Linked DNA regions of Homo sapiens: region 2 is linked to region 1. Evidence: chromatin loops called from intact Hi-C (ENCODE). Cell type or tissue: tibial artery. All regions are shown on one strand.

The links. Hi-C counts contacts between places; a loop is a spot of excess contacts. Peaks named below come from ENCODE experiments on the same cell type or tissue, not always from the same donor. Only the 100,000 strongest peaks of a DNase experiment are listed, where the experiment ranks them.
Region 2: it touches region 1 in a loop (34-fold over the local background); 2 of 110 quality-filtered maps call a loop at or near these places.

Annotation. Positions count from the first base shown.
Region 1 is chr1:226,904,549-226,912,548 of GRCh38, reverse strand. It overlaps LOC107985354 (a long non-coding RNA gene), which reads right to left and starts at 1,887. Exons shown (of 3, transcript XR_001738506.2): 1 at 1,792-1,887. In tibial artery, no CTCF peak of the experiment used is centred here; no DNase peak of the experiment used is centred here.
Region 2 is chr1:227,039,217-227,047,216 of GRCh38, reverse strand. It overlaps CDC42BPA (CDC42 binding protein kinase alpha), which reads left to right. Exons shown (of 37, transcript NM_001394014.1): 24 at 6,981-7,086. Among named protein-coding and RNA genes, the nearest start is that of COQ8A, 100 kb to the right of the region's middle. In tibial artery, no CTCF peak of the experiment used is centred here; no DNase peak of the experiment used is centred here.

The DNA of each region.
Region 1 (8,000 bases):
TGAGAAATTACAACTGAGAATTTTATTTATGTATCAACTTTTTAAAAAATAACAAAAATAAACATTTCATTTTAACATAAATAAGTTTTTTGAAAATAGCTATATTTTTACAAACCAAAAACCTTTCATGAAGACTGGCATTTGTTTACATTTTTGCAATTCTCTTTACTAGAATAAAAAGAATATCTTAATAGAAGAGAGCTGGATTCGGCCAGGCACAGTGGCTCACGCCTGTAATCCCAGCACTTTGGGAGGCCCAGGTGGGTGGATCACCTGAGGTCAGAAGTTCAAGACCAGCCTGGCCAACATGGCAAAACCCCGTCTCTATTAAAAACACAAAAATTAGCCAGGCATGGTGGCGGGCACCTGTAATCCTAGCTACTTGGGAGGCTGAGGCAGAGAGAATTGCTGAAAACCCAGGAGGTGAGGTCGGGCACGGTGGCTCACATCGGTAATCCCACCACTTTGGGAGGCCAAGGCTGGCAGATCACCTGAAGTCAGGAGTTCAAGACCAGCCTGACCAACATGGTGAAACCCCATCTCTACTAAAACTACACAATTAGCCAGGTGTGGTGGCGCGTGCCTGTAATTCCAGCTACTCTGGTGGCTGAGGCAGGAGAATTGCTTGAACCCAGGAGGCAGAAGTTGCAGTGAGCTGAGATCGCACCACTGCACTCCAGCCTGGGCAATAGAGCAAAACTCTGTCTCCACAAAAAAAAAAAAAAGAAGAAGAAGAAGAAGACAGCTGGATTCTCCGACCTGCTTTTGGAGTCAATCCCTTGTGATATCACATATCGTATCATGCAGCTTCTGGACAACTCCTGTGTACACTTGTAATAGAAGGAGAATGGTAAGGTAATGTAGTTTTATTACAAAATAGTTTTGACTTCATGGGCCCCCAGGACCACACTTTGAGAAGCACGGCTGTAGAGTTTAAGCTAAGAACTAACTCTGGCTCAGGGTCCTCCTCCAGCAGCTCATCTGATCCTTGGGCAGTGACGAGCCCAAGGCAGACGGCCCCAGGCAGGGAGGCTGCGCCAGACCACCAAGAGGTCGATGCCCACCTGCAACCTGGTGAAGGAACACTGTATTCCTGCCCTCCCACCCACCCTCACTATGTTCAAGCTGAGTGGCACTGCCAGTGGCCTTTGCTCCAGACTTCCCAGCAGAAATGGTAAAGCCCTCCAACTTTTTCTTTTTTTTTCTTTTTTTGAGACGGAGTCTCCATCTGTTACCCAGGCTGGAGTGCAGTGGCATGATCTCAGCTCACTGCAACCTCTGCCTCCCGGGTTCAAGCAATTCTCCAGCCTCAGCCTCCTGAGTAGCTGGGATTACAGGTGCACACCACCACACCTGGCTAATTTTTGTATTTTTAGTACAGACGGCATTTCACCATGTTGGCCAGGCTGGTCTCGAACTCCTGACCTCAGATGATCCACCTACCTTGGCCTCCTAAAGTGCTGGCCATGAGCCACCGCTTCTGGCCCAAGTTTTTCCTTTTATTTAATACATTTAATACAGCTGCACTTTGGACACGAGGCAGAAAAATTAGGTAAGAATACTGGCTGAGCCAGGGTTTCCTTGCCAGGGACAAGATGTTTAAAACTCTTTCCAGGCTGGGGGAGGCAGAAGTGCAAGAGGAGATCAACAGAATGAAGTGCTGGCAATGGGTCTCTGGGAAGAGTCCGGGGGTCTGTAGTCTCCCTCTAAGGGGGTGGTAGAATCCAAGATAATAGAAGGGATGTGCCCCCTCCTGCCTGGGACCCTGACTGTCAGGGGTCCTTGACCTACCATGACACAGGTGCTCAAGAGCGAAGATGGCCAGGCATGGTGGCACATGCCTGTAATCCCAGCTACTCGAGAGGCTGAGACTGGAGAATTGCTGGAACTCAGGAGGTGGAAGTTGCAGTGAACCAAGATTGCACCACACATTTCTCCAAAGAAGATATATACGAATGGTCTAAAAGCATATGAAAAGATGCTCAACTTAAACCTCATGAAACCACAATGAGATACCACCTCACACCTATTAGGATTGCCACTATCAAAAAAAACCAGAAAATAACAAATGTTGGCAAGGATGTGGGGAAATTGGAATCCTTGTACACTGTTGGGGGGAAGGTAAGATGACGTAGCCACTGTAAAGAAACAGCATGGTGGTTTCTCAAAAAATTAAATCTTATGACCCAGAAATCTCATACATCTAAATTGAAAGCAGGATCTCAAAGATATTAGCTCACCCATGTTTAGAACAGCATTATCCACAATAGCCAAGAGGTACAAGCAACCCAAATGTCCACTGATGGAGGATTAGATGAACAAAATATGGTATAAACATACAATGGAATATTGTTCCGCCTTAAAAACGAAGGAAGTCCTGTCACATGCTACAACATGCGTGAAGCTTGAGGACATTATGCATTATGCTAAGTGAAATAGGGCCAGTCACAAAAAGACAAATACTGTATGATTCCACTTACATGAGGTATCTAGAGTAGTCAAACTAATAGAAAGAGAAAATAGAATTGTGGTTGCCAGGGGCTTGTGGGGGTTGCAGGGGAGAATGGGAAGTTGTTCAATGGGTGTAGGATTTCATATTACAAGATGAAAAAGTTCTGGAGATCTGTTTCACAACAATATGAATATACTTAACACTATTATCTGTACACTTAAAAATGGTTACAATGGTAAATTTTATGCTATGTGTTTACCACAATCAACAATTTTTTTAGGGCTGGGCATGGTGGCTCATACCTGTAGTCCCAGAACTTTGGGAGGCCAAGGTGGGAGGATTACTTCAGGCCAGGAGTTCAAATCTAGCCTGGGCAATACAGCAAGACCCCGTCTCTACAAAAAATAAAAATAAAAAATTAGCCTGGCACGGTGGTGTGCACCTGTAGTTCCAGCTACTCAAGAGGCTAAGGTGGAAGGATTGCTTGAGCCTGGGAGGCCAAGGCTGCAGTAGGCCGAGATCACGCCACTGCACTCCACCCTGGGTGAGAGAATGAGACCTTATCTATAAAATAAAAGAAGTTTTCTTTTAAAGAAAAGAAACCAAAATAGAAACGTGGCAATCAAGGGACCACATGTGCCCCCCGGCAACCCTATCCTCTATGTCCTGATATTACAGAGGCCACAGGCTCCCTCACCCTCGGTACTACTCCAGGGAGAAGAGGACAGTGTAAACAACAGAATCTAGCAGGCATTAAGCTTATATATGCTAGCAATAGACAAAATGGACCTTAAGTTACAGAAACATAAGAAAGTTATTGTATCAAACACTGTTAGTTGTCTGTCTGGAGCCTTCTCTGCTCCTCTCCCATTCTTTTCTTTCTAATGGAAAGTGGATGGAACTCTGATTTCATTCTGGCATCCACTCTCCCCCTTGAGACTCAGGGTTACATTCTGATGGGTCCAGGCTGGCCACAACTATCCCACACCCATTGCCAGTGATTGGCTTAGGCATGGGGATGTGACACAGTTCTGGCCAATGAGATTCAGGGAGAAATCTGCCCAGGGGCTCCTAAGAATGGTTTTCATTGACCTTAAAAAAATGACACAGGAAGAGTCTCTCTCCTCTCTCTCCCCCTGCACTTGGCTTTATGTAAGTGAGAATGCGGGAGAGGAAAGAATGCCAGAGAGGAAAATGGAAAGAATGGAAAAAAAAAAATCAAAGATGGAATTGAACTGCTGGATAAATCAAACCCAGAGCCACCCTACTCCACTTCTTGTCAGTGAGAAAATAAACTGACAAAGTCAGGTGGAGACCCTATTAACACAAGGCCTACCTCAGTTTAACCAATATCACCCCCTAAGGCTTCAGGTCCTTGCAGCCAGAAGCGTCCGGTTGTTCTGTTTTTCGCACCTGACACCTGTCTGCAGGCATGCCCCGCTCCATCCTGCAGTGTCGCCATCTGGAGTCGGGTGCTCTCTTGGAGTCGCCACGCACAGATGCCTCTGGCCAGCTCCACTCTGCCATTTGTTTTGCCAACACAGCCCTCTTGGGTCTGTCTTGTGGTTCTGGAAACTAAAAATTATTTCAGCGAATCAGACTTCAAGCCCCTTGAGAACTGAGTCTTTTCATTTCTGTATCTCCACATTGCCTGGAATACACCAAAGTGGGTCATACGTTCCCCGGCATGAAGAAGTGAATTTCCTCCCAAGCTCAGAGCATATCCCTGGAAGATTACATCTGTGGTGACTGCTGGCTGAGCCCCCTAAGCCCCTCTGCCCTACCCTCAAGGCACATGGTGCTGAGCCTGGGACAGTCGGCTGAAGGTCCTATAGCTGGGGCTGAGCGGGGAGCTCAGCAGGTGCTCCAGGGCCCACCTTCCACATGCCAAGAGTTCTGTGTTCTTTGCCCGGCACCATATTCTGCTCCACTCCTCCATTCCCTGCAGTAATCAGCTAATAGCTTGAGTGGCCTTGTCATAGCTCTTAAAAACTATTATAAGACTATTTGGATAATCTTTACTACTCTCCAAATCCCTAGTTTGGGAATCATGAATGTGTTTTAAACCCTTCACTTTATAAATATGAGAAACAGGCCCACAGAAGTGAACTGACCAGATGGTTATGGCTATTGATAGCAGAATATAACTTAGCTTTCTAGACACCAAATTCCCACACATTTTATTATGTTTCTCTTTTGTTTTGCTAGGAAACTGTCACTATAAGGGACTATCACACACACGCACGCACGCACACACACACATACTTTAGAAAGATACATTTTCTTTTTTTTGAGACAGAGTCTCATGTTGTCTCCCTGGCCTGAGTGCAGTGGCGCCATCTCTGCTCACTGCAACCTCCACTCCCTGGGTTCAAGTGATTTTCCTGCCTCAGCTTCCCAAGTAGCTGGGATTACAGGTGTCCATCACCATGCCCGACTAATTTTTTTTTTTTGAGAGTCTCGCTCTGTTGCCAGGAGTGCAGTGGTGCAATCTCAGCTTGCTGCAACCTCTGCCTCCCAGGTTCCAGCAATTCTCCTGCCTCAGCCTCCTGAGTAGCTGGGACTACAGAAGCACACCACCACACCCAGCTAATTTTTGTATTTTTAGTACAGATGGGGTTTCACCATGTTGACCGGGATGGTCCCAATCTCCTGACCTTGTGATCCACCACCTTGGCTTCCCAAAGTGTTGGGATTATCGGCATGAGCCACCGTGCCTGGCCACAGCTAATTTTTGTATTTTCAGTAGAGATGGGGTTTCACCATGTTGGCCAGGCTGGTCTCAAACTCCTGAGCTCAGGTGATCCGTCCGCCTCGGCCTTCTAAAGTGCTGGGATTACAGGCATGAGCCACTGCACCTGGCCGGAAGATACATTTTCTTAGCTGAATGAGATGGTAATTAGTAGAGGGTGACATTGGCTAAACTGGGGCATGTCCTGTTTCAATTTGGTCCCCCAGCAGCAGAGCTGAACAGGAACTGAGTGCAGGCAGTTCCCATGCACCACAGAGAACACCGAAGAGGGGTGAGAGGACATGGCCTGGGATCAGGCTTCCCTCATGAGGCCAGCAGGCAAGGGAATGAATATTTACTGGATAATACTTTAACCCACCACCAGACTGACATCTGCCAAGGAAAGTAACTCCAGACACCTAGTCTAGTTCTTCATTCATAAATGTGAACAGTCAAGCAAGGATCATCAGCCATTTTCAAAGAGTTATATAAGAAATAAAAGGACCTAAGATGAACAGATAAACAAAAAGGCTAAAGAAAACTGAGACAATTAATCAAATAGAAAACCTTTCAAGAATTACTCGTTTCTCAGTAAGAGCTGAGAAGATATTGCCTCCATCAAAAATAACAGCTATGAGAGAGGAGCAAGTAAAGATCATGAGTTTTTGGAAATTAAAAAAAAAACAAACAAGATTGTCAAAAAATAAAATCTAAAAAGGCTAGAAGAAAAATCCTAGCATACAGAGCAGGGAAAAGACAAAGGGATGGAGAGTAGGAGACAACACTGAAGAGACACTAAAAAACAAGTTCTGAGATCTGACACCAGTCTTGAGGGAATCTCAAAAAGAGAAAACAGAGAAAATAAATAAGGGGAGAAAATTTCCAAGATCTGAATAAAGACTCAAATATTCAGATTTCAAGGCACAGGGAATGGTGAGCAAGATGGATGAGTAAGAATCAAATCCACATCCCTGACTCTGTGAGTTCTCTGTGAATAGTCACTATTTCAGAGTTGGACTGACCTGATCAAAGGTTCTGGGGGCTCTTGGGGGCGAGGTTACATCATAGTATGTGGCCACCTGCCTCCTATTGGCTCCTTTTCCTTCTATATCAAGTGGAGGCCAAATCCCTCCCCAAGTATTATCATACAGAGACATTCAGCTCCCCTTGCTTAACCAGACCCTGTGCTTAGTAGAAGAAAAGCCACCAAACAGGACCCTTTTAAAAAGCGAGAGTTATAAATAGAAAAATATATTTAACAGGTGCGTAATAATCTTGTGTTTCCCTAAGGCAGTCTAAGTGGCTTTCTGCTCCTTCTAATCCAATGAAGGCAGGCAGATTTGGTACCAGCAGTGGGGATGCACAGAACATACCCTCAGAAGGAATATGTAAGTGACTATGGCACCATGTCCTTTTGTGGGAGGGGGTGAGTGATCACCGTCCCATGCAGGGGTGAAAGTTCATGGTTTGTGATGATGCAGTGTCTGAGAAAACCACCACCTGTGACTCAGGGATGGAGACGCTATTCCCACCAAGGATGAAGCTTTGGAGAACTCTGTTGCCATTGCTTAAGATGCATCCCAAGATAATGAGGAATGCAATGAGGAACGAATGGCTGCATTGCTACAAGAGAAAAGGGATGAATTCTGCTCCCAGCTTATTTACCTGGAAACAGATGTGAAATTATTGCAATATCCAGCTACAAGAAACACTTTCTTCTCCTTACATCCCCTAGCCTCAAAATCTTGTTCCAATACAAAGCAGTGTATCTATTCATTTAATTTTCTGATACATGCCCTTAGGGCTTCACCTTTTACTTGATGCTTCTCATCAAGATGTTTTCTTAAATAAATACAGCTTTTTTTTTTTTTGAGATGGAGTTTCATTATTGTCACCCAGGCTGGAGTGCAATGGTGTGATCTCAGCTCACTGCAACCTCCACCTCCCGGGTTCAAGCGATTCTCCTGCCTCAGCCTCCCTAGTAGCTGGGATTACAGGCATGTGCCACCATGCCCGGCTAATTTTTGTATTTTTAGTAGAGACAGGGTTTCACCATGTTGACCAGGCTGGTCTCGAACTCCTGACCTCAGGTGATCCATCCACCTTGGCCTCCCAAAGTGCTGGGATTACAGGCGTGAGCCACTGCGCCCAGCAGTAGCTCCCTTTCTAAGAAGAATTCTGGAGAAACTACTTAGACAAGCTTTTTGGGGGTGTTAAACACTGGAGGAGCAGATTTGGGGTGTTGGTGGGAGAGAAGAACAGTGTTTTGAGACACCTAAGTGGAAGAGATACCAAGTGAGCAGAGATGTCTGACTGAAAGGTAGGTCAGGCTTGCATGTGGCTGCACGTACTAGAAACCCAACTATAATAGTTTAACCAGATAGGGGTTTCTATTAATAACATAAAAGAAGACCAGGCCAGGCACGGTGGCTCAAGCCTGTAATCCCAGCACTTTTAGGAGACCTAGGTGGGTGAATCACTTGAGGTCAGGAGTTCCAGACCAGCCTGGCCAACATGGTGAAACCCCATCTCTCTAAAAATACAAAAATTAGCAGGGCATGATGGCTTGTGCCTGTAGTCCCAGCTACTCGGGAGGCTGAGGCAGGATAATCGCTTGAACCCAGGAGGCAGAGGTTGCAGTGAGCCAAGATGGCACCACTACACTCCAGCCTGGGTGACAGAGTGAGACTCCATTTCAAAACAAACAAACAAACAAACAGAAAAGAAGTCCAGGGGTGGCTGGGGCAGCTACTTGTGGTTTCCTTCTCTGTCATACACGCTTTGCCTGCGGCTTTCATCCTGGTGGTCGCTAAGCAG
Region 2 (8,000 bases), 130 kb before region 1:
GTAGTTAGGAAGAAAAATAAATTGGGAATACTTGACATGAAAACATAACTGCTGAAATAACTAAATAGATGACTTTAATAGTAGAAGGGGTAAAATGGATATCACAGAAAAACAAGTTAGTAGGAGGGAAGATAAGATGAAAAACAGGAAAGTTAAGATATATGACAACCCAACCAAAAGAAAACACTCTAGTAAACTAAAGGTTTATAAATAAAAGGAAAAATATTGGGCATTCAGGCAAAAAATATGTCACTTAAAGGGGAAAGAAAATGAGATTATCATCAGATTTTTTCATAGTAACAGTATGCTAAAAACAACAGCAGTGAAATAACACATTTAAGATACCCAAGGAAAGTACAAGTGAAAGATTTTTAAGGATTTAATATTTTAAGGATAGTAAAGCATACTCCAAAAATGAAGGCCACAGAAAACTATTAAGAACATGCAAGAGCTCAGGAAATACTGTTCCCATACCCCTTCTCAAGCAATGTGCTAGAGAACAAGCTTCAGACAACCAAAATGATAAGACACCAAGTACTTTGAGAGGCAAGAGTGAAGCAGGAGTCTAGAGTAAATTAGAGAATTGATTCAAAGTCCACATAAAGTGTTATACCAGTTCTGAAAACCAGACAACTACCCCAACTCAGCAATACGTTAATTTTGTGAAGTAATTAAACCAAAGAGATCACAAATTTAAGGGCACCAACCAGGCTCACTGGTTGGTGAGAGAAAGAAGTGCAAAACCACAAATAGTTGAGATTTGGCAAAAGTCCATGTACTGAATGGCGAGACTTCAAATCCTTTCCTCTGCTTAGCTCCCAGAATACTGACTCTTGGGACTGTAGCCTCCTCCTCCCCACTCTGCTTGGAGAGGATATCAGTGGATCCTCGGGTCCACTGAATGGCCCAGAAAAGACCTATCGATAATGTCATTTGGGGCTCCCTAATGAGATGGCTAGGTCCTTTCTTAACAAGCACATCATATGTTTGCTCTCATGTGGACACATAGATAGACACAAAATCTCTTTAGCTTTTTTACTGACTCTTAAAAATGTTAAGATTCCCAACAGTCAGTAGACATTTCAAAATTATCTAACAAAGGAAAAAGATCAGGGATACGTGGTGGCTCACACCTGTAATGCCAGCATTTTGGGAGGCTTAGGCGGGCTGATTGCTTGAGCCCAGGAGTTCGAGACCTACCTGGGCAGCATGGCAAAACCCTGTCTATATGAAAAATACAAAAATTAGCCAGGCGTGGTGATGTGCACCTATAGTGCCAGCTACTTGGGGGTTGAGGAGGGAGGATCACTTGAGCCTGGGAGGTCAAGGCTGCAGTGAGCTGAGATCGCACCACTAAACTCCAGCCTCAGTGACATGGTGAGACCCTGTCTCAAAGAAAAAGATAAATATTTCCTGTTTTTGTTGAAGGAAAAAGGGACAATGCAAAAAGCAGAAAGAAACAGAGCAATATGAGAACAAGAAGTCTCAAGTTAAAGAAAATATGATAAATATTTTTTAAATTCAGTAGATGAGTCACAAGATAAATTTGAGAATTCTCTTAGAAAATATTGCAAAAAATCAGGTAGAAATTAGGAAAAGAAAATATGAGAAATCCATATCCAACAAGTAGAAGTTCCTGAAAGGGAAGACAGAAAAAAGAAAAGGAAGGAAATTATCAAGTAAGTAAAAGACTTTTTCCTGTAACTAAAAGACATGTTTCCAGATTGCACAGTTCCATCAGTGCCTACTAGCACTAGTGGATGACAAATACCTGTCCCCAGTCACATCATTGTGTGAGTTTTCAAGATACCAAAGATAGAACTTTTTAAACCTTTAAGGAGATTTAAAAAAGATCACATCCACATATTCAGGAATTGAAATGACATACTTACCCAAGGCAAAATGAAAAGAATAGTTAGAAGGTAAAATGATTTCAAGCTAGAATTTTTGATTCCCTGTCAAATGTCCCATCGAGTTGCAGGGGGGAAAAAATTGCATTTTGAGAAATTCCAGATCTCAAAGAAATTTTTATCACCCATGTGCTACTTTCTAAGGAAACTTAATTAGTTCTACCAGAACAAGGAAGGGGACAAGGAAAGAGAGACATGAGGTCTATAGAAGAAGGAATTGTACACAGACCGGTTAAGAGAAAGACTGGAATAGGAAACCAGAGGGCTTCAGCAGGGTTGTCTTCAGGTCAATAGAAAGGGGTAAGGGGGCTGAAAGGCTTCCAGTGTGTTTGACCATGTGGTAAATAGATTCCAGGGGATTTTACAGTTCCTTAGAAGAGTCTGGAAGATTTAGTGATAGAGATACAGAAAGGTAAAAGTCGAGGGTGGGAGGGGAACTATTAATTTTAGAAAAATCATGAGGTTATACAAGTAAGATGATAACCATAGTGTACTTCTTATTAGTGAATAATGATTCTCTAGTCATAATAACTTAGACATTACATATAAATTTTAAGCTAAAACTACTATAACAATATTGGGAAAAATGAAAAAAGGGAGTAGATAGTGTAAAAGGGCCATATCCTTCTCTACCATAGCAGGAAGTGAACAGATAACGTCTCAAATCAAAAAACTGTAGTATAGGCTTTCCACCCCAGCTCTGCCCCGCCCATATAGATACCTATTACAGAAGGAGGGAAATAGCTTTTAAAAAAGGAGAGTTAAATGAAATTGCCTGTAGGAAGTAGGAGGAATACTTCTGATTTTGTCATAAGCATTGTAATACCATTTTACTTTTTCAACCATGTGTATGTATTAATTTGATTTTAAAAATTTAAAACAGAAAATGTAGAAAAATTTTTTGTGACTGGGAATAAATATAAGATCTCAAATCACAAGCATAAGGTGAAAATATTCGTGGGCTTTATATCAAAATTAAAAATGCTTTTACAGTGAAAGCATTGTTAACAGATGATGACAGACTAGTGGAAGATATCTGCAATGTTTACCACTAATAAGAGGCTTATTTCTAAAATACATAAGAAACTCCTGCAACTCCATATGAAAAAGACTAGAAATCCCATTGAAAGATTGGCAAGTGATATAAATAATTCCCAGAAGACGAAATCCTGATGGTCAACAAGCATGTGAAGAAATGTCCAACTTCATTAATCATTGGAGAAATTTTTAAAATTTAATTTTAGAATTACTATCACTTTCTATTCAAAATCAAGATAAAATTAAGTAAGATGACGTCATGGATGTGGAGAAACAGGCAGCTTCACACGTGGATACTGGAAGTATAAACGGGTACAGCCATTCTGGAGAGAACCTAGACAGTGTAGAGTCATACGTAAGCTGTATGACTCAGCAATCTCATTTCATCAGAAAAATCTCTTTCCTTTACAAAAACCTCCATACAGATTCATTAGGCAACATGATGAAGATGTTTATTACTGTATTTTTTATGGCAGTAGGGAGTTGGAAATAGGGGAAAGATTCCTAAAATGTAATTGATATATAACAGAAACACATTTATATAAATTAAAAACACATACTCAGACTATCTAATTTATAAAGATATATACATGTCCAAGGTATTGGATCATCAAGGATGAAAAGGCAAAATAAGACAAAATAAAACTAGAGTGAGGCTTCTATCAAGCTGATATTATTTTATGAATTAAATATTAACTTAGTTTGTTGCACCTAATATTTCTCCCCAAGAAATAAAATTTATTTCATGTTTTTTAAAAGATAGAGAAGTGAATCTATAATTATCTCAAAATAGAAATTTTAAAAGGGAAGAAAAAATATTTTTAAAAAGAAAATTAAATTTTTTTTTTTTTTTTTTTGAGACGAAGTCTCGTTTTGTCGCCAGGCCGGAGTGCAGTGGCGTGATCTCAGCTCGCTGCAGCCTCTGCCTACCAGGTTTAAGCAGTTCTCCTGCCTCAGCCTCCCGAGTAGCTGGGACTATAGGCGCATGCCACCATGCCCAGCTAATTTTTGTATTTTTAATAGAGACGGGGTTTCACCATGTTGGCTGGGATGGTCTCGATCTCTGGACCTCGTGATCCGCCCTCCTTGGCCTCCCAAAGTGCTTGGGATTACGGGCATAAGGTACCGTGCCTGGCCAGAAAATTTAATTTCTTTAAAACATTTTAAAATTTTTTGTAAAAAAGAAAGGGTTGTGTGAGATACTCTTTGACTTGTCATTTATTAGTGGTAAAAGTTTAATTATCTACAGTAAATTTTTAAGCTTTCACCAAGAGTTGTACTTGGTTCTACTTGGCTCTTACATCTTCTATTAAAAACATTTTACTTTCTCCAATGTGTAGCTTAAAATCTACAACACAGAAAAAATCAGAGTAGAAAAGAACTCTTTCTAATCACCACTTTGAAATTTGAGGTTATGGTTAATTCTTTCTACTCCAAATGATCACATAATCTAAAATTCTAATTTTAGTCCATACTTTAATACCTTTCTTACTAGATTTTTTTCTTTTCATTTTTTTCTCTTCTTCCAGCTGTCCACAAAGGGAAGTATTAGATATCAAATATTGACCAGGAGGCAGGAAACAGGGATATTAGAAGCCAAGGAATCTAGACTCTAAGATCGATCATTCCTGTGTCTTTCTTTATACATTTTCACACCAAAACAAAAACAAAATCCTATTGTGTATTACCTAAAGATTGATGGCCTCAGAATAACGATCTTTAATTATGTTATGTTATACTATCCTTAGTGGAGATTAGTGAAATATAAACCCGTTAATCTTTAGTAGTGGATTACACAACCTCTCCTATAATTTAACCAGCACCTACCAGTTGGATGATTTATTACCTAAAATTAATGCTCAGCCAAAACACTGGGTTGTTATATTTTTCCCTGCTGTCATACTCAGAATTGTGACATCCTGAATAGATCTCTTGCTGGAGAGGAAGTGTATGATATATATATATATATATCATATATGTATATGTGCAATTCGGGAGGTATTATGGAGAATTACTAATAAATTTGTCAACCCTAGAGTTGTTTCATTGCTACTGTTTCAGGTATGTCTTGTTACTGTTTAGAAGAAGAAAAACATGAACCTACTTAGAGCAGTTGATTAATTTTTCCTTCTTTGTATTCAAAGCCTCTAGGACTAACCAGTAAAATAACTTCACGTCTTTTGCATTAATGCATTTTGAACAATTGAAAAAGTTAGCACTAGAAAATTTACTCATAATAGTTTCTCAAAGAGCCAAAAATTAAAAAGTAGTATACAGGAGAAAGAGCAAAATTTTATGATTTTAATAGATTCCTTCATATAAGGAAATAATATCTATCTTTCCAAGGTGGTTATTTGCATGAAATAAGATGAATTATGTAAAGTACTGGTACAGTGTCTGTACCCTGACTGGGACTCAGAAGCTATAGGAGCAGTTGCAGAGTTAGTAATAAGATAGACTGTGTTCTACTTAGAGTCAAATCCTAGTGCTGCTTTGAAACTGACCAAAAGATCGTGAGGAACTTCTAGAACACAATGCTTTGAGGTTGGACCAGAGCTCATGACCACTCTAAATTTGAGACTCTCACCCCATTCTCTGACTAATGCTGGTAGTCAGGTTTTTCTATGTAAAAAGATAATCTACTTCTATTTTTTTAATTTCTTTTGTAGTGTACAAATCATATATCCCAGTTGAAAAGAACAAGATTTATTTTTAACTTGAATTTTAAAGCTTCAAATATTCCCTTTAGTTTTTTGTTCATATGTTAGTGTCTACTGAAATAAATGCTACTTGATAACCTTTTAAAATCAGTATTCATAATTTATTAGAATATGGAGTAGAGTTCTTAGTAGTTTAAATCAATCACACATTTACAAGAGAAAAAAATAGCAAAATTCAAATAACATTGGGTACCCATGGACATAAAGATGGCAACAAAAGACTCTGGGGACTACTAGAGAAGGGGAAGGAGGGAGGGGTGCCAGGGCTAAAAAATTGGGTACTGTGCTCAGTACCTGGGTAATATGGATCGGTCATGCCCTAAACTTCAGCATCATATAATATACTCAGGTAACAAACCTGCACGTGTACCCACAAATCTAAAATAAGAGTTGAAATTATTTTTTTTTGAGTACTTAGTATGTACCAGGTACTGTTTGAAAGGCTTTGTTTATATTAATACTCATTTAACCACTCCGTTAGGTAGATACTATTATTTATCCTGTTTTGTAGATAAGGAAAGTGAGACAGAGAGGAATTTAGTAATTTTTTCCTAAGTTCACACAACAGAATGAAAGGTTATTTATTATACATCATTTATTGTTAAAACATGCTAAGAGAATTAATTTGGAAAACAAAGGAATATTCCAAAGAGATAAAATCTACATTTGCTTACCACCATGTAAATCAGGTAAGACTAAGATACCTTTAACTATGGTGTATTCAATAAGAAATTTCAATCTGCCATCTGTCTCTGGAATAATATTTGTGTATTCTTATCTGCTCAAGTGTTATACTGCCTCTTTCCATAGGAGGAAACTGATTCGTGAAGCATATTATTTGTCCTTGGTCCCAGAAAGAGAAATGCATGATTTACAGTAGAAACAATAATTTTAAATAACTCTTTTTCCTAAGAAGGTATAAAGCATATTAAAATCCTATATTTGTATCAGTATAAATATGCAATATTTTACTTAACTATTTGCTGAACAATAATTTGGATAATTTATTAAAATTCTGAAGCTAAGATTTATGAGCCCCCCAAAAAAGCTATTGTTTATTTTATATACTTTTAAAATGGCATTGAAGAGCAATTATCATTTAACTTCTTAATTATTTTAGCTTAGTCCAGTTCAAATTACCTAATAAAAATGTTTAAAGACCATAAACTATAAGAAGATGTAATGAGAAATGGAAATAATTCATTCTATTCCTATTTAGAAAACATTCTAGAAAGTGGTATGGGGCATAAGGACTCACATTATGGAAATCTTTTAAACAATCTGTGTGTTTTTTTATCAATTTGTTTTGCAGCGCAAGACTCACCAGTTTTTTGTAAAATCTTTTACTACTCCTACCAAGTGTCATCAGTGTACCTCCTTGATGGTGGGTTTAATAAGACAGGGCTGTTCATGTGAAGGTAAGAACACAAAGGAAAGAAAATGTGACTTCACTATCTAAATTGTAATCAAATAAGTTGATTCTCTTTCAAAGGTGTATAAATGTTTGTTTTACTTAATCATTTGCTTTTTTGCATAACAGGAATGGAAATAATCTGTGTTGTCTGTTGAATGTTCGAGAAACTAGACATATTTTTCAGGGGCAATATATTTAAATATGGTTCATTTGTCTTTGTTTTGTTATTAAATTTGTAGTCCCTGCCAAAAAACATTAACCTGACAGAAGAAAATTCATTGAATTTTAACCTTGTTTAATTTATTAGAGAAATTGTTATTAAAAAGTAGACAGTGTGGGAACCTTTTCAGAAATATTAAATGTCTGCCACTATGTCTGAAAGATATTTTATTCCTGTATTAATAGCAGAGGTTTTTTTTTTTCCCCTAACATCCATGATTTATTCATCACATGTTTATGGAACACCCACTGTACTTCTAGGCACTGGGGACATAATAGTGGATAGGGGAAAGGCATAGATCCTACCCTCATAGAGCGCACATTCTGAGTGATGAAGGAGAGAGGGTCAGGGGTCATGTGAACAGAAAAGAAAGTATATTTGTTTGGGTATTCCTTTATTTTTCCTAGGACCTCTGAAGTGAAAATGGTTTAAATTATAATGGAACATATATTTTTTTAAATGTTTCAGAAGAATACTTTTTTAAAAAATCAAATGAAATTTGTCATTACAACACTACCTTATATGAGGGGACTTCAAAAAGCTTGTGGAAAAGTAGAATTTAAAAATAAAAATAAACAATATAAACTTTTTTTTTAGCATAAGCTCCATTAAGTTCAAGACAACTTTGTAAGCAATTATACCACCCATTTAGTCCATCCCTGAAGAACAGAGGGTCCTGAGAATGTAACCATGTCAGT